Regions from separate parts of the Homo sapiens genome. Here region 2 is linked to region 1. Evidence: read pairs that join two places in POLR2A ChIA-PET (ENCODE). Cell type or tissue: MCF 10A. All regions are shown on one strand. Each heading gives the region's core, and the rest is flanking DNA. Links, peaks and the distances in the headings are about the cores only.

The links. ChIA-PET counts read pairs that join two places held together with the same protein. Peaks named below come from ENCODE experiments on the same cell type or tissue, not always from the same donor. Only the 100,000 strongest peaks of a DNase experiment are listed, where the experiment ranks them.
Region 2: POLR2A ChIA-PET joins it to region 1 with 8 read pairs; 8 of 35 experiments call an interaction of 5 or more read pairs at or near these places.

Annotation. Positions count from the first base shown.
Region 1 is chr7:43,586,064-43,598,208 of GRCh38, forward strand. It overlaps STK17A (serine/threonine kinase 17a), which reads left to right. Exons shown (of 7, transcript NM_004760.3): 2 at 9,838-10,050. Among named protein-coding and RNA genes, the nearest start is that of STK17A, 9.0 kb to the left of the region's middle. RefSeq lists an enhancer at 863-922. In MCF 10A, for the core only: no CTCF peak of the experiment used is centred there; a DNase peak (open chromatin) is centred at 5,598.
Region 2 is chr7:43,522,803-43,536,561 of GRCh38, forward strand. All of the region lies in intron 24 of HECW1 (HECT, C2 and WW domain containing E3 ubiquitin protein ligase 1), which reads left to right. Among named protein-coding and RNA genes, the nearest start is that of LUARIS, 7.1 kb to the left of the region's middle. In MCF 10A, for the core only: no CTCF peak of the experiment used is centred there; no DNase peak of the experiment used is centred there.

The DNA.
Region 1 (12,145 bases), core at 3,123-7,122:
TTTTTCCAACAATTAACTCTGGTTGCATTTCTGATATAACTAATTAATCTCACGCTGATAAAGAACTTGGAGAATACCCGTGTTAATAGTTTAATGATGTGGGAAGAAAAACAGATTTTTTTTTTCATTTTATTCTATGGCCTTTCATTTAGTAAAATGCAGAAGGGGTGTGATGAGTTAACTGTTCAAACAAATCATTCTTTTTCAGGTGCTACTATGTTATCACAGATCTAAAACTTTCAATGAGATGACTGTTCAAAGAGAATTTTTTAAATGGTCAACATTGATTCCAGAGTAATGACAGGATGTGATGTTGATCATTTAAGAAATGTTGCATTCTTTCATGTCTCCAACAGAGTCCATAGCAGCGTAAATAAGGGTAAATATATGATGTAAAACATTCTTTTATTGCTTGAAGCTTGACTGGTTAAGGCTTGTTACCTTTCTTTGAGTCAGGATGTATGCCAATGTAAACCACATTAATGATTTCGTTACTGGGGCACACAAGAGAAATGACCTTGGGTTCTGATAATTTTTTCGTGTTGATTTCCCTTGAGTTTATTGATAATATAGAAACAGAAAGATGTTTCAAGGAACTTAAAGATAACACCAGTTTCATAGCAAATGATTTGCCTTACATTTGTTTTCATTATCTAGTCCTCAACTTTAATGTTTTTAATATACCGATAAATTTTTTCTTAAGAAAAAAATATTTTAAGCCAAAAGAACACTTTAAAAATATTAGTACATGCTAATAGTTGGATTTTCCTAAGGAAAAAAGTTACAAATACAAGTTCCCATCTGAAACAGGTACTTTATAATGTGCAGGCCTTACAGTTTTACAAGTGCTTTCACATGCATTATCTCATTGATTCTCACCACAAGCCTGTTTGGAAAGCCCCATTTTTCAGATGAGAAAACAAAGACAGATTTAAAAGTCTTGTGAGAGATAACAGAGCTGGGACTCCTGACTTTGAAATCATTCCCATTACACCACACATGTTTTTCAAAGAATAATTTGTAGTCTGTATCTTATGACTAAAGCAATTTCCTGTCATTTTAATGAAATGATATGTTTTTATTGTTTTTTGTTTTTTTTTTTTTTTTTTGAGATGGAGTCTCGCTCTGTCGCCCAGGCTAGAGTGCAGTGGCGCGATCTCAGCTCACCGCAAGACCCGCCTCCTGGGTTCACGCCATTCTCCTGCCTCAGCCTCCCGAGTAGCTGGGACTATAGGCGCCTGCCACCATGCCTGGCTAATTTTTTGTATTTTTAGTAGAGACAGGGGAAAGGATCTGTTAATGAGTTCTACATTGGAACAAACATGACCAAGCTTCAGTGTCATATAGTTAAGTTCCCACTGGGGCCTTAAAGTAAATTAGGGATGTCCTATCTCATTCTCCTCAGAGCAGTCAGGGGTAATAGGGACAAGAGAGGATTTTTATCAGAGAATAAGAGAATATTCAAACTGAAAGGGGACTCTGGGTGGGTATTTTGGGGACTGTGTGTCCTTACCTAGATTGATGGCTGTAGGTAATAGCTTCAGTTTTTGTATCTGACAAGAACTTAAGCGTGTGTCATAAGTTATCATTTTTTAACAAATAAAGACCTTTATTAAGTAATATCCATGCAGAAATTGCTTTGTTTTAACACAGATGTTATTTAAGATTTCTTGACAGCTAGTCATTAGTTTGAAGAATTTTATTTACAAACAGTTTTGGGTAATCTGATACTTTGGATAGATAAAAGAAAATTGGCCATATTTGTGGTTCAACAATAAAGTTACTTGGAAAGTATGGCTTCTGCTCTTAGGCAGGTACTTTAAGTCAGTCAGCTGTTTAATTTTGAAAAGTTCATGCTTCAAATGTTAAAATCTTAATTTAAAATACATGAATGTAAGAATTTGAATTTTAATCTTTTCATAAAACCATAGATGACACAATTTTATAAAATATGATTATTGAACCAAATGCATTAGAAAGCTAAGTAGCTATAGTCACCTCTTCAGGTAAGTAAGAAGTTAACTAGATTTCTTGAGAGAATTTACACATTATGTAGACTTAATAGCTCACCTCCAGAACTCCTGTTCTGATATTTTTTTTAAATTATTATCATTGGTTATATCATAGATCTGAAATTAATGCCAAAAACAATAAAAATAGCCACTGATTATTGATCATTTGCTGAATGCTACACACTTTAAAGATGTAATTTTGTATAGTCTTCACTGCCCTGTATGGTAAAGTGCCATTGATCTCATTTTACAGATGAGGAATCCCAGGTTCCAAAGGATTAATAAATTGCCCAGTATTACACACTTGTTAGCCAGAATTTAAAACCAAGTTTGACTTGTAAGGCCCTGCCTTTTCTTATCACGCATGCTAATGTCTTATTTGAATGGACTCACTGATTTTTACGCCTAGGGTCTTTTCCTTGGTCCTTTCAGCGATAAGGAAGACAAAATCCATTCTAGGTTTTTCCTGAATGGAACTTCTTTACGTTTAAGACATGGCTCACACCTGTAATCCCAGCACTTTAGGAGGCCAAGGTGGGCGGATCACTTGAGGTCAGAAGCTTGAGAGCAGCCTGGCCAACATGGTGAAACCTCATCTCTACTAAAATTACAAAATTAGCTGGGCACACACCTGTAGTCCCAGCTACTTGGGAGGCTGAGGCGGGAGAATTCCTTGAACTTGAGAGGTGGAGGTTGTGGTGAGCAGAGATAGTGCCACTGTACTCCAGCCTAGGTGACAGAGTGGGACTGTGTCTCAAAAAAAGAAAAAAGACATCACTCCAGTGTAATTAGGCAAATACTGTACTTATGTATCAAGTACATAAAAGCACTACCTTAGGCTCTGGAAGCTATTCCCAAATGTAACAGATCAATCACTGTCCCCTTTATAGGCAAGATGATATGCCACTGGAAGGTCTTATGGGGGAAATAACATTTCAGTTGGGCTGTAAAGAATGGATGGAATTTCAGTAGTAGTTGCCATTGTCAATAAAACAGCAAGTCAGAGCAGTAGAAAAATTCAGTGAAGAGAGAATGGCAAGTAGTCCAGTATATTAAATGTCATGAGGTTAAGTTGCCATAAAACTTTTATTTAACAAAATAATAAGCAGTATATATACTAGGTGTGCTGATTATATTTGCACACCTGCCATGTGCAGGGCACTATGGAGATAAAAAGATGAAGAATAAGTGAGGTCCCTGAAACTCACAGTCCAGCTGGGAGACATAGTACAACAAGTTGTAATATATAAGATTGACATAAATATAATAAAGGTATAAACAAAGCACTTTAACCTAGAATAAAACAGGACCTTGGACATTATTTTACTTCCCCTTTGTACTGCTCAAATTAGCATGTGCATTTTCTGATGTTTACCTGAATGTTATATATTCTATTATCTCTTCACCTTTGCTTATAATCCAACACTTGAATTTGTATTTGGAATCCCTTCAATAAATGGGATTCTCTTTACCAAAAAAGGCAGCTCAACCTTCTGTCCAACTATAACTCCTACCACATTACACAGTACTATAACTGGTACCACATTTACACAGTACCTATATTAAAAATCTAAAAGTCATCCATGACTTTCACCTTTCCTTTCTCCTCTCATCTCTGCGTACAACTCACACCTGCCAGGGAGTGCTAATAAATCTTGACTTTGAGTGTCTTTTAAACATATTCTCTCTTCCCAGTCCCTACGCTGGTACTTGAGTGCAGACCTACTGCTTTGAATTATTTTATTGGCCTCTCTGTTTCTAGTTATCACTGGCAATCCACTCTTCACAACACTATTAGAATTACCTGTTTTGTTTTATTTTATTTTATAATTTTATTTTAATTTTATTTAATTTTAATTTTAATTTTATTTTATTTTATTTTATTTTATTTTATTTGAGACAGGGTCTCATTCTGTTGCCCAGGCTAGAGTACAGTGGCATGATCTCGGCAGCCTAGATGTCCCAGGCTCAACTGATCCTCCCATCCCAGCATCTCAAGTGCCAGGACCACAGGTGCACACAACCACGCCTGTCTAATTTTTGTATTTTTTGTAGTGACAAGATTTCGCCACGTTGCCCAGGCTGGTCTCGAACTCCTGGGCTCAAGCAATCCGCCTACCTCAGCCTCCGAAAGTGCTGGTATTACAGGCATGAGCCACCGTGCCCAACCAGAATTATCTTTTCTAAACAATTATTTTCAGTATTCTAATAGGTTCCAGTTTTAAGCCTGATGAAGCCCAAACTCCTTAGCAAACATACCTACCTAAAGATACTCACCCTGTCTCCCTAAGCAGTGTTTTTAGGCACTGATAATGCAAAGGACTTAGGGAGCTCGGACTGGTGGGTCTCAATCAAATGTCACCTCCTCTTGTTATAATTGTTTATGTATCTTACCTTTCCCACCTCTCTGGAATATGTTTTCAGTGAGTAGTTCTGAAATGTATTCATTTCTGATATTCATCCCAAAATATTTAATGAAAACCTAAGTTCTCAGTTTTGTACCTATTAGCAAAATATAGATGTTTTTGAAATGAAAAAATATACCTGAAAATTATGGCAACTGTTTATTCCAGGAAGAAGTTTGGCTTTTGAGTCAACAAAAAAAGTAGATGTGCAACAAACATCTTATGCCCTTTGGACCTCATCAGCCCCAAGAGAGCTGTATATAACCATGGCCCATAATGTCAGGGAAACATCATTTTTAAAATGTTTTGTAGAGGACTCAATAACCTAAAGTTAAAGGTTGAGGTACAGTCACAATTTTTACCATAAAGTCATGGTAAAATATGCATGTTGGAGCCCTTTTGAGGTATGGAATTTAGGGAACTCTGTCAATGTAATTCTGAGCATATACACTGGGACTTTGCAGCTTGAATGCTGAATCTCCTGTTTTCTTTATACAATGTGGCTGTGTAGAACAGCTCCAAGAAATCCGTTATTATCTTCTCTGACTCCTCCTTGAGTGGTTTGAAGGGTCCCCCTCCCATTGCACCAGTCATTTAGAGATGAAGGCATGCATGCTTCCTCAAATCATTGCGACCTGCTGTCATAATGTCAGTTTCAGTGGTATGTGGTATTAGAATGATGGAAGAGTTTTATTCAGCATAGGATAGAGCAGGGGTCAGCAAACTACAGCCAGCCACCTATTTTTGAAAGCCTTGCAAGCTGTTTTTACATTTTTTATGTTTTACATTTTTTAATAGTTAAAAAAATTAGAATAAGAGTAATATTTAATAACATGAAAAGCTTATGAAATTAAATTTCAGTGTAAAAGGTTCATTGGAAGCCAAACATACCCATTCATTTACCTTTCTTGTATGGCTGCTTTTGTTCTGCAACAGTGGACTTGAGTCATTGCTGCAGAGACCCTCTGGTCCACAAAGCCAAAAATATTTACCATCTTGCTTGCCCTTCACAGAAAAACTTGCTGACCCTAGTATAGTACAGGATATGTTGGAAAGAAAAGAATAAATCTAGAACTGTGAGGAATGTTTCCAGAAAAACAAAGGTGGTGTCAGTGTAGTCATTGATATGAAAGGAGAGCCGTGGGAACTGCATTCTAGCACCTAAAGGAATGGGTGAGGAGCATGAGCAACAGATGAATAAGTATGGGGAAGAGGCCCCAGAATTTAGCAATGGCTGTTCTGTAACAGGGCTCCCACAGTTCACAGGTTAGCAATGTGTGTGAGTCCGTGTTTAATTTGCCCTGTTAAATTCTAACTTCTAGGTTTTGATCTTTCATTCTAGACTACTGACATAATTTTGAGTTCCAATTCTGTTTGCTGAATTAGCTGTCTTTCCATTTGGTCTTTAAAAATAGACTTTCAGGCTATGTAATAAGTAGTTTTTTACTTACTGCACAGTACTTTATTGCTTTGAATGTCAGGTGTGGCAACAGTAAACATTTGTGTGTGTGATATGTGTTTGAGGGCCGTTCTACTGAGTCATTTCTAATTTACCAGGAACATGTTTGCTGCCAATTATATGTTGAGACTTCATTTCAGACGAATTTTTTACAAATTAAACTTTCTCTTCTCTTGAAACTTCAGACATGTAGGTATGAAAATATCAAATTAATAACAATTGTTTTCTGTCTTAAAAGAATTCAGAGATCATTGGGAACCTTTTAAAACTTGATGGAGATGTTAGCCTAATGATTTTGTGGGATAAAATGAAAGGTATTAATTACTCTTTGAGGAATTCATTTATAGTTACTCTCTCCCATATCTGTAGAAGTCTTTCATATTTCTGTGAACAAAAGAACTTTTATCTGAATAAGGGTGCTGCTAGGTAGGTTGTTACCAAATTGAACAGCCATAGGGCTATGCTTAAGGATTTGTCATTCCACATTTATATTACTAATGATAAAAACATGGAGGACATGAAAATTATATTTGCAGTTAACAATAGCTGGGAAGGAAGAATTACTCAAAATTATGTCAGTAGTCTAGAATGCTAGATCAAAGCCTAGAAGTTAGAATTTAACAGGGCAGGCCAGGCATGGTGGCTCATGCCTACAATCCCAGCATTTTGGGAGGCCGAGGTGGGTGGATCACTTGAGGCCAGGAGTTCGAGACCAGCCTGGCAAACATGACGAAACCCCATCTGTACTAAAAAAAAAAAAAAAAAAAAATCAAAAAATTAGCTGGGCATGATGGTATGTGCTTGTAATTCCAGCTATTCAGGAGGCTGAGGCATGAGAATTGCTTGAACCCGAGAAGCGGAGGTTGCAGTGAGCCGAGATCGTGCCACTGCACTCCAGCCTGGGTGACAGAACGAGACTGTGTCTCAAAAACAACAACAAAAAAGAATTTAACAGGGCAATTAAAGCCTTGCACTTAATTTTTTAGAAAGCTTTTTAAAAAAATAGATTCAGGGGTACAAGTGCATTTGTGTCACATGGATATATTGGGTCATGGTGAAGTCTGGGCTTTTAGTGTGCTCATCACCTAAATAGCGTACATTGTACCCAATAGGTAGTATTTAATTCCTCACCCCCTTCCCACTCTCTTACTGTTTGGTCTGTTTTTCCACTCTATGCCTGTGTATCCATTTAGTTCCCACTTAAAAGTGAAAACAGGCAGTTTTTTACTTCCTGCTTGAGTCATCTCACTTAGGATAATGACATCCAGTTCCATCCATGTTACTGCACAAGACATCATTTTTATGGCTGTGTAGTAGTCCATGATACATATACACACCATATTTTTAGTCCAGTCATCCACTGATGGACACTTAGGTTGGTATCTTTGCTATTATGAATAGGGCTGTGATTAACATATGAGTGCAGGTGTCTTTTTCATACAATAATTTCTTTTCCTTTGGGCAGATACCCTGTAATGGGATAGCCAAGTCAAATGGTAGTTCTTTGAGAAATCTCTAAACTACTTTCCATAGTGGCTGAACTAATTTACATTTCCACCAGCAGTGTATAAGCGTTCCCTTTTCTTTGTATGTTCGCCAACATTTGTTGTTTTTTAACTTTTTACTAATAGCCATTCCAACTGCTGTAAAGCAGTACCTCATTGTGATTTTAATTTGCATTTCTCTGATGATTAGTGATGTTGAACATTTTTTAATGTGTTTGTTTGCTGCTCTTTTGAAAAAATGTCTGTTCATATAAAAAAAAAAAACAATGAGGTTGTTTTTTTTTCTCGTTTTTTGAGTTCCTTGTAGATTCTGGATATCATCCCTTTGTTGGAGGCATAGTTTGCAAATATTTTTTCCCATTCTGTAGGTTGTCTGTTTATGCTGTTGATTATTCCAAATTTTTTAGCAATCATTTTTAAAATATAGTATGAGGATACTGACTTGATAAAAATTCAAGGTGGAAAAAAATCTAGGTAGTTTATCAGCCCAATTTGAAATATGAAAACATGTCAAGTTTTTTAACAATCAATCTTAGGTTGTATTGTTCCAGGAGCAACAAAAATAATAATGATGTAATGCTTTGATCGATTATACCTGGATTAGTTGCTTCAGATTTGGTTGGCACATTTTCTGCTGAGCCATAATAGGGAGTCAACCTTATGGGGAGGTGGGCATGGTGGCATGTGCCTGTAATCCCAGCTATACAGGAGGCTGAGGTGGGAGGATCACTTGAGCCCGGAAGTCCAAGGCTGCATTGAGCTATGATGGTGCCACTGCACTCCAGCCTGGGCAACAGAGTGAGACCCTGTCTCTTAAAGGAAAAAAAAAAAACCCATGGGGATGGGGATTGATTGCAAATTGGGAAAGGGAAGAGGGAGTGGCAGCTAACAGATGGTGTTTGCTGTGTTCAGTATCTGATAGACTGCCATGTGGAAAAGAGAGTGAGGTCTGGTCTGTACTGCTCAGCAGAGGACCCTGACTGTAACCCTTCAACTGAAGTCAGGTTTAGGCTTGTAATGAAGACCTTATTAAGATAATATGTACCCAGTAGTGGAAAAGATTACCTCACAGTTTGAAATAAGACATTGGCATTTGGTGTTAGGTAAAATACTGTATGATTTCTAAGTTGTCTTTCAACCTAAGGATTCAGTGGATGTTTACGGGTGATGACTATCACAGCTTAATGATGTTTGTGTGATTAGTAATATTTATTGAGCACTTACTGTGTGGCAAGTACCATGCTAAGCAATTGAAATATATTATTCTTTAATTCTTAGAACCCTGTGAAGTAGATGCCATTTGTGTCCCTATTATACAGATTAGAAAAATGAGACTTAGGGCATGGAGGCTCATGCCTTTAATCCTAGCAGGATCACTTGAGGCCAGGAGTTCAATACTAGCCTGAGCAACATAGAGAGACCCAGTCTCTTAAAAAAAAAAAAAAAGAAAGAAAGAAAAGAAAAGAAAAATGAAACTAAAAGAGGTTAAATAAACCACCTAAGGTTACTGTCAAGTGCCACTTATAGGGTTCAAGCCCACATAGGTTTAATTCCAGAGCTCATACTTTTAATCAGTATGCTATACTGAGTCCCTGGTTTACCCACTTATTAGTGTAATGACAAATAGTAATGTATCAATATAACACTTTGTTGTATCTGTCTTTATGAGAAAATACATTTCTAGCTGACGCTCTAGTTAAAATGATAAATGAGTGAGATCCTTACCTTTAGAAAGTGATAGTGCTCTTTAGAGTCAATTAGTGCAGTGAAATTCATCATATTAGGGATTCTGGTGACCAATTTCTATTAAAAAATCAAATGGCTTTTTTTTTTTTTTTTTTTTCCCCCCTGGAGACAGAGTCTCACTCTGTCATCCAGTCTGGAGTGCAGTGGCATGATCTCAGCTCGCTGCAACCTCCACCTCCCAGGTTCAAGCGATTCCCATGCCTCAGCCTCCTGAGTAGCTGGGATTACAGGCATAGCACTACTACACCTGGCTAATTTTTGTATTTTTAGTAGAGACAGGGTTTCGCCATTTTGGCCAGGTTGGTCCAGAACTCCTGACCTCAAGTGAGCCACCTGCCTCAGCCTCCCAAAATGCTGAGATTACAAAGGTGCACCATGCCTGGCTTCAACTGGCTTTTTTAGAGACCTAAATCATTTTATGTATAAATGTGCAAAAAATTAAGTTATGTGTAACTCTGCAAAAAAATGGACTTTAATATTTGTTATTCTTTAGAAAATGAATTGTGCAGGTTTATACATTTTGTTTTATTTGATAAATCTATAAATCTATAGATGTAGCCTATATAAATTTCTAAGTGATGTTTCTACTTTTGTGATTGTATATAAGCTAAATTTGAATATCTACCAATGGGTATTTGGAAATTTCATTGAAATCTGCCATCTCTGGAAAGTTGTCAACTTTAACAGTGAATGTTTTTGTTTAATTCTAGGGGGAAATTTGCAGTGGTGAGAAAATGTATAAAGAAAGATTCTGGGAAAGAATTTGCTGCAAAGTTCATGAGAAAAAGAAGAAAAGGCCAAGATTGTCGGATGGAAATAATTCATGAGATTGCTGTACTTGAACTAGCACAAGACAATCCTTGGGTCATTAATTTACATGAAGTTTATGAGACTGCATCAGAAATGATCTTAGTTCTGGAATAGTAAGTATTGTCTTTCTTAGATTAAGTTTGTTTGGTAGTCTACACTTCCTTTACGGAATGCCACTCATCTGTGATAATGTTGCCAGGCCTGGTTCTCTGGAAATCTCAGAATTTTCTAGATCATCTTCAGGTGTTCCTCTTATTAATATAACATGTTCCAAATTTGCAAGGATGCATGTATATTAGCTTTTTTATTTTCATTCTTTAATGAAATTCTTGTCATAATTGGATAAAAGGTTATCTTACAATTTTATTAGAGGCATTCTTAACAAAGTAATACCAAACTAATATTAAAATAAAAGGCATTTTATAATCCTTACATGTTCTTATAGTCTGAGTTAATCTCCTTTCTTTTAGAAACAGTGGTCTTGATTCTTACTATGTTTTCAATTTAAGTAGGTAGATAACAGCACAGAAAACAGCTTTGAAAAATGAAGGACTGTTCTTTCTCCTTAAGAAATCCTGGTTTCATACCAGGCGTGGTGACTCATGCCTGTAATCCCGGCACTTTGAGAGGCCGAGGCAGGAGGATCACCTGAGGTCAAGAGTTCAAGACCAGTCTGGCCAACATGGTGAAACCCAGTCTCTACTACAAATACAAAAAATTAGCCTGGCGTGGTGGCATGTGCCTGTAATCCCAGCTACTCAGGAGCCTGAGGCAGGGGAATTGCTGGAACCAAGGAGGTGGAGGTTGCAGTGAGCTGAGATTGCGCCACTGCACTCTAACCTGGGCGACAAAGTGAGACTCCATCTCAAAAAAAAAAAAAAAAAAACCTTAATACTCATGCCTGTAATCCCAGCACTTTGGGAGGCCAAGGCAGGAAGGATTACTTGAGTCCAGGAGTTTGAGATCAGCCTAAGCAACATAACAAAGACCCTGTCTCTTTTAAAAAATAATTAATTTAAAAAAACAAAAAAGACTTAATACATCAATAAATCCAAACAAAATGAAAAGACAAACTCGGAAAAATACCTCTAATATTCATCTAGCCAAAGCGGTTAAAGTTGCTTGAATATATAACCAGATCTTGCAAATACACACAAACACATGAACCTCCCAGTTTACAAAGGGTTTGGACCGTAATCCCAAAAGATGCAATCTTAAATGTTGAAATTCCAAAAAATCAAAAACCCTAAGGTCTAAAATCTCAAAAATCACAATCCCAAAAGATCAAAATCTTGAAAATATAATTATGGAAAAAAAATCCTAAAAAATTCTGTAAAAGACATTTATTTGGTGCGGTGGCTCATGCCTGTAGTTCAGCACTTTGTTGTTATTATTTTTTTTTTTTGAGATGGATTTTCACTCTTGTTGCCCAGACTGGAGTGCATTGGCACAATCTCGGCTTACTGCAGCTCATGGGTTCAAGCGATTCTCCTGCCTCAGCCCCCCAAGTAGCTAGGATTACAGGCATCCGTCCACCTTTATGCCTGGCTAATTTTTTGTATTTTTTTTAGAGATGGGGTTTCACCGTGTTGGTGAGGCTGCTCAAACTCCTGACCTCAGGTGATCCATCCACCTCGGCCTCCCAAAGTGCTGGTTTACAGGCGTGAGCCCAGCCAAATCCCAGCACTTTGGGCAGCCAAAGTGGGAAGATTTCTTGAGCCCAGGAGTTGGAGACCACCCTGGGCAACATAGCGAAACCCTGTCTCTACAAAAAATACAAAAATTAGCTGGGAGTGGTGGTGCATGCCTGTAATCCCAGCTACTTGGGAGGCTGAAGTGGTAGGATCACCTGAGGTCAAGGCTACAGTGAGCCGAGATAGTGCCACTGCACTCCAGCCTGGGTGACAGAGTGAGACTCTGTCTCAAAAAACAAAAAAAATTTATTTACATTTTAAAAGGGGATTTATTTAGGAAACATAAAAATAACTATATACCATAAATTGTCCAATTATTATGTCAATTAAAAATAAAATTTTAATACATGACATTTCATAGGCCACTTTATTTACATGCTAAAACAGAGAGTAATAACATACATGTTTTTACAAACATAACACTCAGATATACCGACAGTCACACAAATGTAACGGTTATGAGCAGATAAACCATATTTATAAAAGAAATGGTCGGCCAGGCACGGTGGCTCAC
Region 2 (13,759 bases), core at 4,225-8,224, 62 kb before region 1:
GACAGCAATGCTGGCCTTGGTATAAAAGCCAGGAGCAGGGAAATTTGATTGTGCCAGGAGGACAGGGAGCTGCAGAGAATCAAAACTCTGCTTCCCTAATATTTATTCCAAAAACAGCTCCGTGGTGGGGATGTTATTGCTGGCACTTCCGCCTACTCTTTGTACTGTGTGTTCTCTTTCCAAAGGTAGTTCTGCTTGTTTGTTTGTTTGTTTGTTTTGAGATGGAATTTCGCTCTTGTCCCCCAGGCTAGAGTGCAATGGTGCGATCTTGGCTCACTGCAACCTCCTCCTCCCAGGTTCAAGCAATTCTCCTGCCTCAGCCTCTCAAGTAGCTGGGATTACAGGTGTGTGCCACCAGGCCCGGCTAATTTTTGTGTTTTTAGTACATAAGGGGTTTCTCCATGTTGGCCGGGGGGGGTCTCGAACTCCTGACCTCAGTTGATTCACCTGCCTCGGCCTCCCAAAGTGCTGGGATTATAGTCATGAGCCGCCATGCCTGGCCTTGCTCGTATTTTTAAACACCAGCATCAAACAGCCCTGAAAACTGCTCTTTCTAGGAGCTTGGCTTTGTGGGGCCGCTAGAAGGATGCAAGGCCTTTGAGGAGACAATGTCAGAAGAGAGAGAAATCTTGAATTATAAGAGAGAGCAAAAAGTGGATGGAAGAAGAGCCCAGAGGAGGCAGGGAAAGACAATAGATAGCCCAAGTGAAGACATTAGCTTTGAAAGAGAGTCAGCCCCAGCAGGAGAATTGCTTGAACCCGGGAGGTGGAGGTTGCAGTGAGCAGAGATCTCGCCATTGCACTCCAGCCTGAGCAACAAGAGGGAAACGCCATCTCGAAAAAAAGAAAAGAGTCAGCCCCTTTTTCCTTGAGATCGAGGGAAATAAATGGCAAGTGTAGATTGCAGATGTACTTACTAATGAGAGAGGCGCCGAAAGCAAGAACCAGAGGGAGGGAGAGGCTGGTGATATGAGGGGGATTAGATAAAAAGAAGACCCCCCCAATTAGTGGGGTGTAAGGAGGCAAGGATGCATGTGCCTGCAGGCGGTGGTGTGAGAGGAGGCCAAGTGGAGCCATTCATACTCTCAGCTTCTAGAAAAGCCTCTGTCCTCCATCCCTTCTTCCAGTATCCATGAGGAAATGCAATGAGTGATGCCTAAGGCAAAAAACTTCACTTTTGACCTTCAGACTATGTTTTTCATCTTAAAAAAAAAGATGAGGGACTTGGAATGGGTGGTTCTCAAATTTTAGTCGGCAACTGCAGAATTTATTTTAAATGCAGATTTCCATAACCCACCCCATAGAGTCTGATCTCCAGGTACCTAGATCTTAACAAACACCCCAGGGATTCAGATACCAATGGAAGGGTCACCACCACCTTTGAGAAATTTTGCCTTAGATGTTAGCAGCGTCAAGAGTCTTTCAAAGAGTGTGAGAAAAAAAGCTGGCTGTTCATGCAGTTTTCACACTCTGAAATGAAATCTACCCCAGGCAGACACAACAGGTTTTCACTAGATTTTCTAATATATAAGAAGTTAGAAAATATGAGAAGACCAAACCTGAAGGCAGTAACACTGAGTAAAGCATGGAAACATACATTGTGTGGGAACGTCATGAAGTCTTATTACTTAAATAATGAGGTTGAGAAAGGATAATTATTTTTAATTAAACAAAGTTAGAAGGATAAGGAAAGAGGGGTATCTTTGAGATGGGTTTTTAAAAATGTAATAGAACTTAGCAATTATGAAGTACTTTTCATCTTCAAAGAACCTATTAACATTAAATTACTCTTTCTTTTCATTCTCCTGTGAGGTAAGTAAGCAAATACTAACATTATTATCCCTTATTTGTAGATGGGAAGAGAGGAGTGGAGAGGCTTTGACATGCCCATGCAGAGCTAAAATTGAAAGAATTCTTTTTTCACAAGTTCCTACTAGAGACTGTGGAGACCCAGGTTTGGGGCTATTGTTTCACCTCTAGCTCTCCCGTGTGCTTGTAATATTTGGAAAAGAAGTTACTGCAAAATTATGTAAGCAAGCATTAGTGGGAGGTGGAAGGAGCTCCTGTGTCCTGTAGAGGGGCATGAAATGCTATTTACAAGTCTCCAAATTTCCCTGGTATATCAGGATTTAAACTGAGGAGGTTTTCACGAGAATCAGCGTTAATTAACTTGAGCAGACTCTTTACATTATCTTATTTCAGCATCCTAATATAAAATAGGGATTAAAAATTATGCTTTATTTGTTGATTCAAAACTCTTTTTTATGAATGTATTATGGCATGATTACACAAATGAACATCGATGCTGCCTACCTTAGAAATTTGCTTCAAGGACAAAGGAAAGTAAAGCACTCTAGTAACAATATCAAGCCCAATAATCGGTCGGAATATGTGGTCAGCATCATGGCTGAGAAATTTTTAGGCTTGACTCTAAGTATGAAAATTAACAAAATTGGAACTATTATTTAAATTACTGAAAATGTAATTTCCATGAAATCAGTTCATTTCCTGAATATTTAAATGCTAAATAGAATGGACAGAATCAATATATTGCATTCAAAAGTCTTTTTGTCTGTTGGGAGAGGTTTAAAAAGCAAATTATATGAAAGTATAAAGACGTCTTTCTGTTCAGCCCAGTTTCATGAGAGGAGGGATACATTCAGCGGGGTGGAGGGTAAAGAGTTTGACAACAACAGAAACTGGAATGACAGGAGGGGTGGGCCCATTGTAAACCACCTAGCATCAGTTATTCTCAATTAAAAATAGCGCAGCTGAAAAAAGTACTGCAAATGGCATTAGCAGAGGTGGACCAGGGACAGAGGTACAATCCTAATCAAATTGAGAACAGAACCAAGGTAGCTCAGTGATCTCAGGATCGGAGAAGGGGGATGTTGGTGGAGATGTATAAAACTAATGATCAGGAATATCATTGTGAACGATAAATGGGAATCACTATAGACCTCTAGGGAAGTGTGTGATGTAATCCAGGAAATGGATCCTCCAGCCTAGGCTGAGAGCAGATCAGCCTTGGGACCTTTAGGGGTACAGAGGAGAGGGGAGGCTTCCTACTTTCAGATGATGAATAGAAAACAAAGGCTACACTGGCTGTCCCTACTATCCAGACTTCTAGGGACTTTCTCTTTATAGTCTAATTTTAAAGAGTATCAATAAATTCTATTATCTAAAGAAAAATATCATCAGTAGGTAAATCTTCAAAACAATAAAGCATCATAGAACATAGTCACAAGCCTCAATATTATACTGATTTAGTATTTTATTTGGCTTATGCATTCCATATTTTCCCTCTATCTATGCAATTAATTCAGAACCAATTACTTAAATAGCTTCAGGTATTTCTGGTATCCTGATTGTATCAGTACATAGATCTTGTGTGGCATGGCAACTTGATGTTGTCAGAGCCATTATTATTTTGCCATTCATGTGAAAATTACAGAATGCTACATCAGTTTAGACTTAGGTCATATTTAAATAATTCTAACATCTTCCTGAAGCATAATGTCCCTAGATTGTACACTCCATGGGAGCATGAGGGCCTTGTCTATTATGTTCACTAAGTATTCCAGCAGTTAGCACAGTGCCTTGCAGATGATAGATAACTTATGATTCATAGAAAGATTGAATGAATGAATGGAGTGGAAATTCTAAACATTGTTTGGTTTAGCCCAAGTTGATTTTTTTTAACCTGACTCAGATTTATGGAAATATTGTGCATTGGTTAATGCATCACAGGTAAGAAAGAGATAATAACATTTAAAGGGTCAATAAGGCACTCTGGGTTCTGCCCGGAACACAATGGCATTGCCATTCCTGTATTCTCTGGTCTGTGCAGCTCAAATAATTAAGGCTTCTAAACCTTCACCTTCCTGTATTATCCAGTTAGATGAAGATATAGCAGGGCCAGGTGCAGTGGCTCACGCCTGTAATCCCAACACTTTGGGAGGCCAAGGCAGGAAGATTGCTTGAGTCCAGGAGTTTGAGACTACCCTGGGCAACATAGCAAGACCTGTCTCTACAAAAAATAAATTAGCCAGGCATGGTGGTGTGCAACTGTGGTCCCTGCTACTCGGGAGACTAAGGCGAGAGGATCACTTAACCCAGGAGGTCAAAGCTGCAGTGAGCCGAGATCGCATCACTGCATTCAGCCTGGGCAACAGAGTGAGACTCTGTCTCAAAAAAAGAAAAAATTTTTGAGGCTATAGCAGGTTTCAGAGCACTTTAGTTATCCAGGCAAGCAGCCTTTTATGGTCAAATTTTCTATATAATTCTGGGCTTGGAACTAGACACTGTATCTCATTCTAAAACTAGATAAATTCCCTTCTTGCGTGAAATTAAATATATTACTTTAGTGGAACACTTACAAATTCCAAGATCCTATGCTGAGTGAAAGGTGTTCTGGACAAGCAAGGAGGAGGGCTATGCTGCGGGTGGGCACTCCCTCACTTTCCTAAGGCTGCCATAGCAAATTACCACAAACTGGCCATTCTCAGTTCTGGAAGCCAGAAGGCCAAAATCAAGGTGTCAGCAAGGCCACACTCCCTCTGAAGGCTCCAGGGGAGACCCTTTTTTTACCTCTTTCAGCTTCTGGGATTTCAACGGCTCCTTGGCTTGTGGCTGCATCACTCCAGTCTCTGCCTCTGTCTCACATGGCCTTCTCATCGGTTCCTGTGTCCTCTCCTCTCTATCTCTTATAAGAACGCTTGTCGATGGATTAGGGCCCACCTGGATAATCCAAGATCATCTTATCTTGAGGTCCTTTACTTAATTATATCTTCAAAGACTCCTTCTCCAAATAACATCACGTTCACAGGTTCCAGGGTTTAGGATATGGGCATATCTTGTGGGAGCCAATATTCAACCCATTCAGATACCTCCCATCATGGAAACCACCAAGTTTAATAATGCAGTATTATGTTTCACTCTGAACCTTTGGAGTGTCTGTTTCTAAAGAATACACCAGATTTTGATAGAAAATTCACCAATCTTTCCAAAAGCCCCCAAAGGCCTCTGAGAAGAAATTGGTAGTATTCTCCCAAGGTAAACAGAGAAACCAGTGAAAAAAATTTCAACTGTTTGCCTGAGCTCATAAAGCAAATTCACAAAAAAGTCAACCTGGAGAACTAATGACTGAGGCTCAGACAACGGTAAAATAGCTAGAAAGTTAAATAACTAAAAACTGAGCTATTAGCTAACGTTAATAGCTAAACTGAGAGCTAAGCTATTTTGGTCCATTAATTAACTACTTTGATTAATTTTGTAGAGTGAATTGTTCAGTCGTTTGACCATGAAAGGCTGCTTGCCTGGATAACTAAATGCACATCGTTTTTGCGACTTGTAGACATAATCTCAGTCATGAGCATCCATGATATCGCAAAACAAAATATTTCAACTCTCCCAGTAAAGAATATTTGGAAGCTAAGGAGAAATCATGCTTTAGAGGTCAATGAAAGCATCTTTGAGGGCCAGAGTGGTAACATACCTGGACACATCTAGATACGGGAGGAAATCAAAGGTGGGGTAATGTTCTCTATATTTATGGGAAGGTTTATTTTCCTGGATCTTTGTTCCTTAACTCCTTTCCACATTAACCTAATTTAATCCTTATAATCTGGGAAAATGTGATTGATACATTCAGTATTAACACAAGCTAACCAGAATGATGGGTCAAAAAATATCACACTTTCGAATGATCAGTTTTACCACAACTGGTTTTTCATTGAATTGAAGAGCAATACTAAGTATGTTATTTGCCATCTCTATATGGTCAGAGGGTTTGTTAAGAGTCTGCATAAGGTACTTTTAGAAGTGCTTTCTCTAAAAGAGAGGCACACCGCACACTTGGCCCACCACGTTGAGGGGAAGCAGCTCTGGTCTCACTCCTCTGCCCCCCTGCAGGGCAGATATTAATGGAGGGGACTTGGCGGCACCAGGGCTAGACATTCATTTCAGTTGCTAATTAGCAATCCGAAGATAATATCCTGTCATTATCCTGTGTTGGCAGAGTCTCTTTCATGGCAGATGAAGAAAACTTCAAGTTTTCTCAGCTAATTTGTAAAATCATTTCCACATAAAGGGAAGCTATGAAAACCAAATATAAATCATGACTTGCATCTGCAATATTTAAACAATTTTTATGGGGCATTGGGGAGGAGATTCTTTACACATTCCCCAAAACAGTATCTGAATAAAGGTGGGTGTAGAGAATAGACCAAACCTACCTAACCCCCGTGGCAGTGACCTACATTCCACTCCAGCCACCTGCTCCCACAGTGGCCCTCTCAACCTCATTATCACCCAGAACTGTGCCATGTCAGAAACTGAAAACTCTAAAATCCTACTGTCAATCATTCTACAGCCGGCGTTCCCACCTCCTCCCCCTACCATCGCTCCTTGCCAAGCTCGTTCTCACCTTGGATTCTCTGTCTCCTCATAGTCTGGCATGGCCTCCTTCATCCCAGGCCTCCTGAGCGCCTTCATTCCCTGCACACCCAATTCCCTCCCTGCTCCATGCTTGCACCCCATCTGAAGGACAAAACGCCACTGTGGATTAGTATTGTAACTCACTCTTCCCCATTCCATGCCAGGGTAGTTTTCTATAGCTCTAGCCCTGGAGAAAATGAAATAATTCCAAGAAAGGGTACAATTCTAAATCACACTCCCTGACCTCAGAAAGTGCCACAGCAAAGCTCACCAGTCCTGTTACAGGGGCATCTTCCATTTGACTGTCCCAAAAGCCTCCATCAACCAAAATCACGTCCACTGTGAGATGACTTCAGACCCTACTGAAATGGAAACACTGAGGTGACCACTTCAATTTCTCACCCCAAATAAAAATGCTACCCAACCTTAACACCCTCGCTGGAGTCCATTCCTCCACTCAAGTTGGACCTGCCCACTCAGGCTCTAGGCCCACCAGTCCCCATCTCCATGCCTCTCCAGCAGTCATCCCTTTCTCATGGATCTTTACACTTCATGCTCTCCCCCTGCTCTGCTCCTCTCCCTCACTCACTTCCTCACCTACTGAAGTCTGATTTCAGTAATCGTCACCAGCACTGCCCTTTCCATGAGCAGCAGAGACCATCTAATCAACAGAGCCAGTGAACTCTTACCACTTTTTACTTTTTTTATTTTTATTTATTTTTTTTTTGAGACAGAGTTTCGCTCTGTCACCCATGCTGGAGTGCAGTGGTGCAATCTCGGCTCACTGCAACCTCCGCCTCCCAGGTTCAAGCGATTCTCCCACCTCAGCCTCTCAAGTAGCTGGGATTACAGGCCTGTGCCACCATGCTTGGCTAATTTTTTTTTTTTTTTTTTTTTAGTAGAGATGGGGTTTCACCACATTGGCCAGGCTGGTTTCAAACTCCTGACCTCAGGTGATCCACCCACCTCAGCCTTCCAAAGCGCTGGGATTACAGGCATGAGCCACCATGCCTGGCTCATGCTTTACTGTAATCGACACTTTACTGCAGTAGATACAAACTCCTATTTGAAACTCTACCATCTTAGATTCTGACATGCCATTGTCACCTAGTTTTTATTATATCTTTATTATAAGTAAATAAACATAGTTTTATCACATCAGTAAGGTATACTCATTATGAAAAAATTTAATATACATAAGAAAATATCTCCATACAGAAATAAATGCCATTATTCTTCTGACCTAAGTTTTTCCATATCTTTTATGGATGGATGGATGGATGGATGGATGGATGGAAAGACAGATATAATTTTATATAAAATATAGCAATGTAATCAAAGTTTACTGCTTTATAAACTTCTCTCCATACTAACATATGAATTCTAAATTTATATTTTCAGCTCTGACCTCTCTATTGAGCTTCAAACTTTATTATCAAAATACCTACTAGACATCTCCACTTTGATCCTCCTCCAAGTTAATAATTAATCTCTCCCACCAAGCCACTTCTTCCTGTCATCCTTCTCTTCTGCTGCTGCTCACTGTCCTGCTGATTTACCTCCAAATTGTTCGGCATGATGCCCTTGACATATTGTAATAACCTCCAAATCTGCCCCCTCCTAAAATCTATATCCTTCATATGGGTGCAAAGTGATTTCTCTAAAAATGCCAAAACAAGCATGTCACTCCCCTGTTTAAACCTGTCAATGGGTTCTCATCGTCTACAGTTTAAAGGGTGAACTTGTTGGCATGGAAAATAAGACCTTCCAGGACCTCCTGCTATCTCTCTCCACAACCTTATCTCACATCTTGTCCTTCCTCATTCTGTATGCTCTAGTAATCATGAATTGCACGCTGTTCTAAACACATACCATTATCTTTCCTGACTCTTTTCCGATGTGATTTTATTTTCTTGGAAAGCCTTTCCCTGTCCTCTTAAGCAAACTAATTTCTATTCATTCTTCCAGGCTAATTCTTAGGCTTACCTCACTTGTCACCTCCTTCAGGAGGCCTGCCTGGATTTAACCCCGCCAGAGCCAAGCTATGCTTCCTCCCCGGAGTTTTCACAGCACCCTGTGCACTTCTCTTCACCACTTGCTCTGTGGTGATGAGATACTGCATTGCTGTGTCTATCTCCCTTCCTAGCTTGTAAACTCAAAATGAATGAGTACCTTAGGATCTTCCTATGCACCTGGCACATAGTAGGCACTTGATAAGTTTGTTGAAATTGGAAACGTATGAACACACTGCAATTTCCCTCACATTGAAAAAACAACAACCCAAACCTCCATGTCATGCCCTCCTCCACTGACCACTCCACTGCTCCCCTTTAGAGGTGCATTCCTAGAAAGAGTTATCTGTGCTGGCTTTCTCCACTGCCTCTCCTCCCATTCTCTCCAGCCAGCTTCCTCCCCTGCACCCCTAATGAAGATTGCCAAAACCATCTGGTGACCTCTCAGACTGCTTACTACCTGATCTCAGAGGCATTTGACACAGTCGGCCTCTGCCTCCTTCCTGCACCATGCGCTCCACATCCCTGTTCCTCCAGCCTCGCCACCTGTTCTTTCTCATGTACTTTATTGTTGCCTCTCATCTTCCAGATCCCCGAATGCTGCATCAATTAACATTCAGCCCTGGGTCCGCCTCTCCATCTGCACAAACTTCCTCCATGATCTTGTCCAGATGCCTGGCTTCAAATGCCATCTGCATCCTGACGGCCCCACAGTGACATCTGTAGTGCGGCCCTGTGCCCGGAGGTACTGACTCCTAAGTACAACTGCCTGCTCCACAGCTCCACTCAGATATAAATAGGCAGCACAAACGTAATATGTCTGAAAGAGAACTCTCCATTTCCTCCTCCAAGCCCTGTTCTGGTGTTTCCCATCTCAGTAAATGGCACCCGGTTGCTCTGGCCCAAGGCCGTGGACTGTTCCTGGTGCCTCTCTTTTTCTCATCTCTCCCCTTAAATGCATCAGTAAATTCCCTTGGCTGTATCTTGAGAATACATCCAGACTCTGACCTCCTCACCTCCACTACCACCCCCAGTATAAGCCACCATCACCTCCCATCTGGATGCAGAAGCCTCCAGACAGGCCTCTGCCTTCACTCTTGCCAGACTCACCTCTCTCCATGCATCATCCAGAGTGATCATTTTAACACATCGGTTCATTCCAAAGACCCTACACGAAACTTCCAATGGATTCCCATCATACTTAGAATGAAATCTAAAGTCCTTCCCATGGCCTGCCAAGTCCGGCATGATCTATCCCCTGGGTGCCTCTCCAAACTCATGTTCTGCCATTTCCCCCTTCTCTCTCTGGAGTCCACCCCCACTGGCCTCTTTGCATTGCTCAAGCAAACCACACACCTTCCCACCTTAGATCCCCTAAGCTGTCCCCCAGCTTGTGATGCTCATTCTCCAGGAGCTCACTCTTTTTCTTTACTCAGGTCCTGCATCATCCCCTCAGCAATGTTGACACTCCCTGGCACATTCAGAAGGAATTATTCTCCCCCATCATCACTTCCCCAAAAGAAACCTGGAGCCCAAATTATTGGTGGGAGTTTAAGATGATATTTGGTGGGGTAGGAAGTACACTTACAGATTCAGAGAATGATGAAAAGCTGCTCAAATGTGCAGAGTGGAGCACAAAGCCTTAGGGGTAAGACCTGCATTGCCTCAGAGGGCCCAGTCAGCCTTCTTCAAGTTTTCAAGAAAGGCAAGTTAGAAAGGAGTATATCATCACCTGTTTAGATATATTTTCCCACACCCTGTGCTCTATTCCAGTGGTTCTCAAGAGAGGTTGATTTTGCACCATCACTCTCCACCGCCAGTGGACACTGGCAATGTCAGGAGGTAGTTTGGGTTGTCCCAGCTTGGGAGGCTGGTACTACTGGGCATCTAGTAGGTAGGAGTCAGAGATGCTGTTAAACATCCTATAATACACCAGAAAGCAAACATCAACAGTGCTGAGGCTGAGGAACCAACTCTATTCTTTTGAGAACTGCAAAAGACTCCTTAAAGGAACTTAACCCATGCAAGTCCTGGTCCATTACCAGGGAAGCAGTGTCTGGGAAAGATCCAGGAAGTATCAGAGATAGAAAACATGACTGCTACAGAAAGAATCTTCTAGAACTCAGCTGACACAAACCACCTGGCTGTCAACCTACAGGTGGTAGGCAATGCATAGGTGAATGCAGTCCCCAGAGTCATGGCTTGGGAAACAGGACATTACAATGGTGTCCTGGAGGCATCCAGGCATGGATGCAGTTATAGCAACCCTCTGGCCTCATTCACTGACCCAACAAAATGTGTGAACCCCCAAAATTTGCCAGTACAGTGCTTGTTTCGACAGACGTTTGTGCTCCAGAAGATGCCATAGTGGTTAGAAGAGGCCTTTATAGACTAACGACTGCGTGCAGGGTTTTTAACAGACCTCAGTGTCCTGCCACATGTTCCTGCATCTGCCTCAGCCCCCACCTCCTCACCAAAGGCACAAGAGCCAAGCACATTATCACCAAATGCCCAGCCTCTTTACAGTGCCCAGTACACCATGTGATCAGCTCTCCAGGCAGGAAGACCCAGCTTTGGGTCTCCCAAGTCTGAAGCTTATCAGGGAGTATTTTTCATGCTGAGCTGTGATGCATCAAAAGATGCAGAAGCCAAGAATTAAGCAGAAGGAGATGAGTAGCCTGATCTGTTGGGGCAACAGATCAAGAAGAAGAGACTAAGAAGGTCACCCAAAGCAGGAGACCCCTTGAATCAATCCTTAGCAGCCCAAGTTTAATGCCGGGAAATCAAACTGCCAGAAATGCCCTACAGAGCCTTTTCAGACTTGGCATATTGCCTGGGTGCTGCACTGAGGGTTTCGCTCAATTTTTATATCACTTTCGTATAAAAGGATTAACTAGAAGGCTTTTAAAGTCTTTTCTTTCACTATCCAAAATGTCCTTCCAGAGTATCATTAGGTCTTTTATTTTCTTGGCTTGGCAAACTATCCCGCTTCCCCTTCCATAAATCGTGGCCTGTAAATAAGAGATTCCTCTTGCAGACTTCCCAACTGCATTTTTTTGTCATTACAAAAACTGCTTTCGTTTAAATAATCTGTTGAAAAATACACTGAAATCATTACATACTAATTCCTGCTAAAACATGTTCCCCAACAGTAGTTCACTAGAGAAACTGAAGAGGGAGAGAAGGAAGGGAGAGGGAGACCTGCTATTTCAGCCCCTTGATGTAAAACATTTGCCACATCTTTCCATACATTGACTCAGCCCCTAAATTCTCCTCTGCAGTTTGTGCTTTCTGTCCATCTTCCTGGGTAGAGACCTACTGCAGCTATTGGAAATTTGAGCAATTAACCTAGTCAAACAGGGTTCAAATGGTATAAGACATTTCAGACATTTTCTGTGGGTTTGTATAGTTGCGCTCCACTGGGATAAAACCAGATGATAATTTTCAGTTTAATTCCATTCAACAAATCTTAATTGAGACCTTAACTGTGCCAGGTACCATGATACATAAATGCTGTTTGTAAGCAGAGCAGAAGTTTGCAGCAGGAAATTTCAGGCTAGCCACTGTCAGCCCAATCCACGTTTTCACTCTTCAATTCAGAATGGGTTTTTAGGCCTAGGGTTCTGAGTGTGATGTAAGAAACTAGACATGCCAGTCTATGGATAGGAATTCATTAGACTCTCAGGTGGACTGACCTCCACTAGTCCTTGTACAAAGGACTTTTAGCATCTTAGCAGCTGTCCTATACAGTAGGTGCCAATATGATTCCCATTTTGCAGGCAAGTTAACTGATATTAAACAGGTGTCCCAAAGTCACACAGGTCACAAGATCCAAACCAAGGCAGCCTAACATCAGACCTTGTGATATCATCCTCCACAGCACATTGCCTTCCTTGAATTGTTGGCAAATGGCCCGAAGAAGAGTCAAGTCAACAAACAGCAATGCGCTGAAGGGGAGGGTTGAGTCTTTTTGGGGCCTTTAAGCCACTTGGGAAGATGGGCTGGAAATGTGTGAAACTCAATTACCTTTTGAACTCTCACTAAAATGTGCAAAACCCAGATGGAACTATGAGAAATCCTTGCCAATAACATTAGCTCCCTTCAGATCTCCTGCCGTAAGAGCCCTCCATGTGTTTTTGAAAGGTCAGAGTGGCTGTAGTTTTCTTCAGCGTAGGTCAAGTTCATCTCCCAGACATCTGGGGAGGTGCTGATGTGCGCGCACCAAGAGTGACATTTGCTCATTCCCAGTTCACAGTCCCAGTGCACACTGGGTCCAGGCTTCCCCTCAGGATCTATGAGCAGAAGGATAAGGATGAAAAACATATATGTTTCCATCAGAGGGGAAACGGCTGAACCAAGCATAGAGCATTCCTAAAAAGAAATATTTTGCAGTGTATTAAAGGATAATGAAAACCACTATTTGCATGTATCGAGGGTGTCCGTACTGTACCGTGGTGGGAACATGATGGCACAGAGGTCCCATCTACGTATGTATGCCCCTGCTCTCACCAACTGGTAATCAGGGGAAGAGTCATCTCAGGGCCATAAATGTCACCTTGGGTGACAGAGTTGACTCACTTTTTTAAAAATATTTTATATATCACTTGTATTTTACTTTACACTAAAAAATACCAATTCTGTTATTTTTCTTTGGCAGGAGGGAAGGGGTTGATGATACCAAAAACAAAAACTTGCAACATACTAAAACCAAGGATATGAAAATAACTTATATCAGAGTCCAGGAATGTTCCCACAAACCACAGAGTTGTGGTTTGGATTGAGGAATCTAACCATGAACTGTCTGTGCTCTTCATCTGAAGGAAAACAGAGCATGCTTTCCACACCAAGGAGACTTGGACTTCATTGATCCTCAATAGAAAGGATTTGGTTGTTGTTGTTAAATGTGGGTTCTTGGTATTTTGCTATATTGCTAATCTTTCTGTGGTCTCAGGTCTAAATGGGTGGAAACACATCTCTAATTGATAAATAAATAGAAAAATATGCTTTATGTGTTTCTTAAAAGTCAGGAATATGTCTTACGGTGATGGCATGTCAGAATCTCCTGGGAGGTTTCAAATTACACCGAAAACATTGCCAGAGAGAGAGACTCTTCCCCCTCCACTGCCCAGGGGAGGCTCCATTCCTGACCCATCTGGGTGTGGCTAGAATGGGGAAAAGGCTGGGACCCACCACCCGCTGCTGGGAGGTTACATGGGCTGACCCGCCTTGCCTCCTCTCCTCAGCCACGTGTGCATGTGCACCTGCTGGGTACCTGGGAGCTGAGGTCTCTCTTGTGAAGAGGAGTTGAA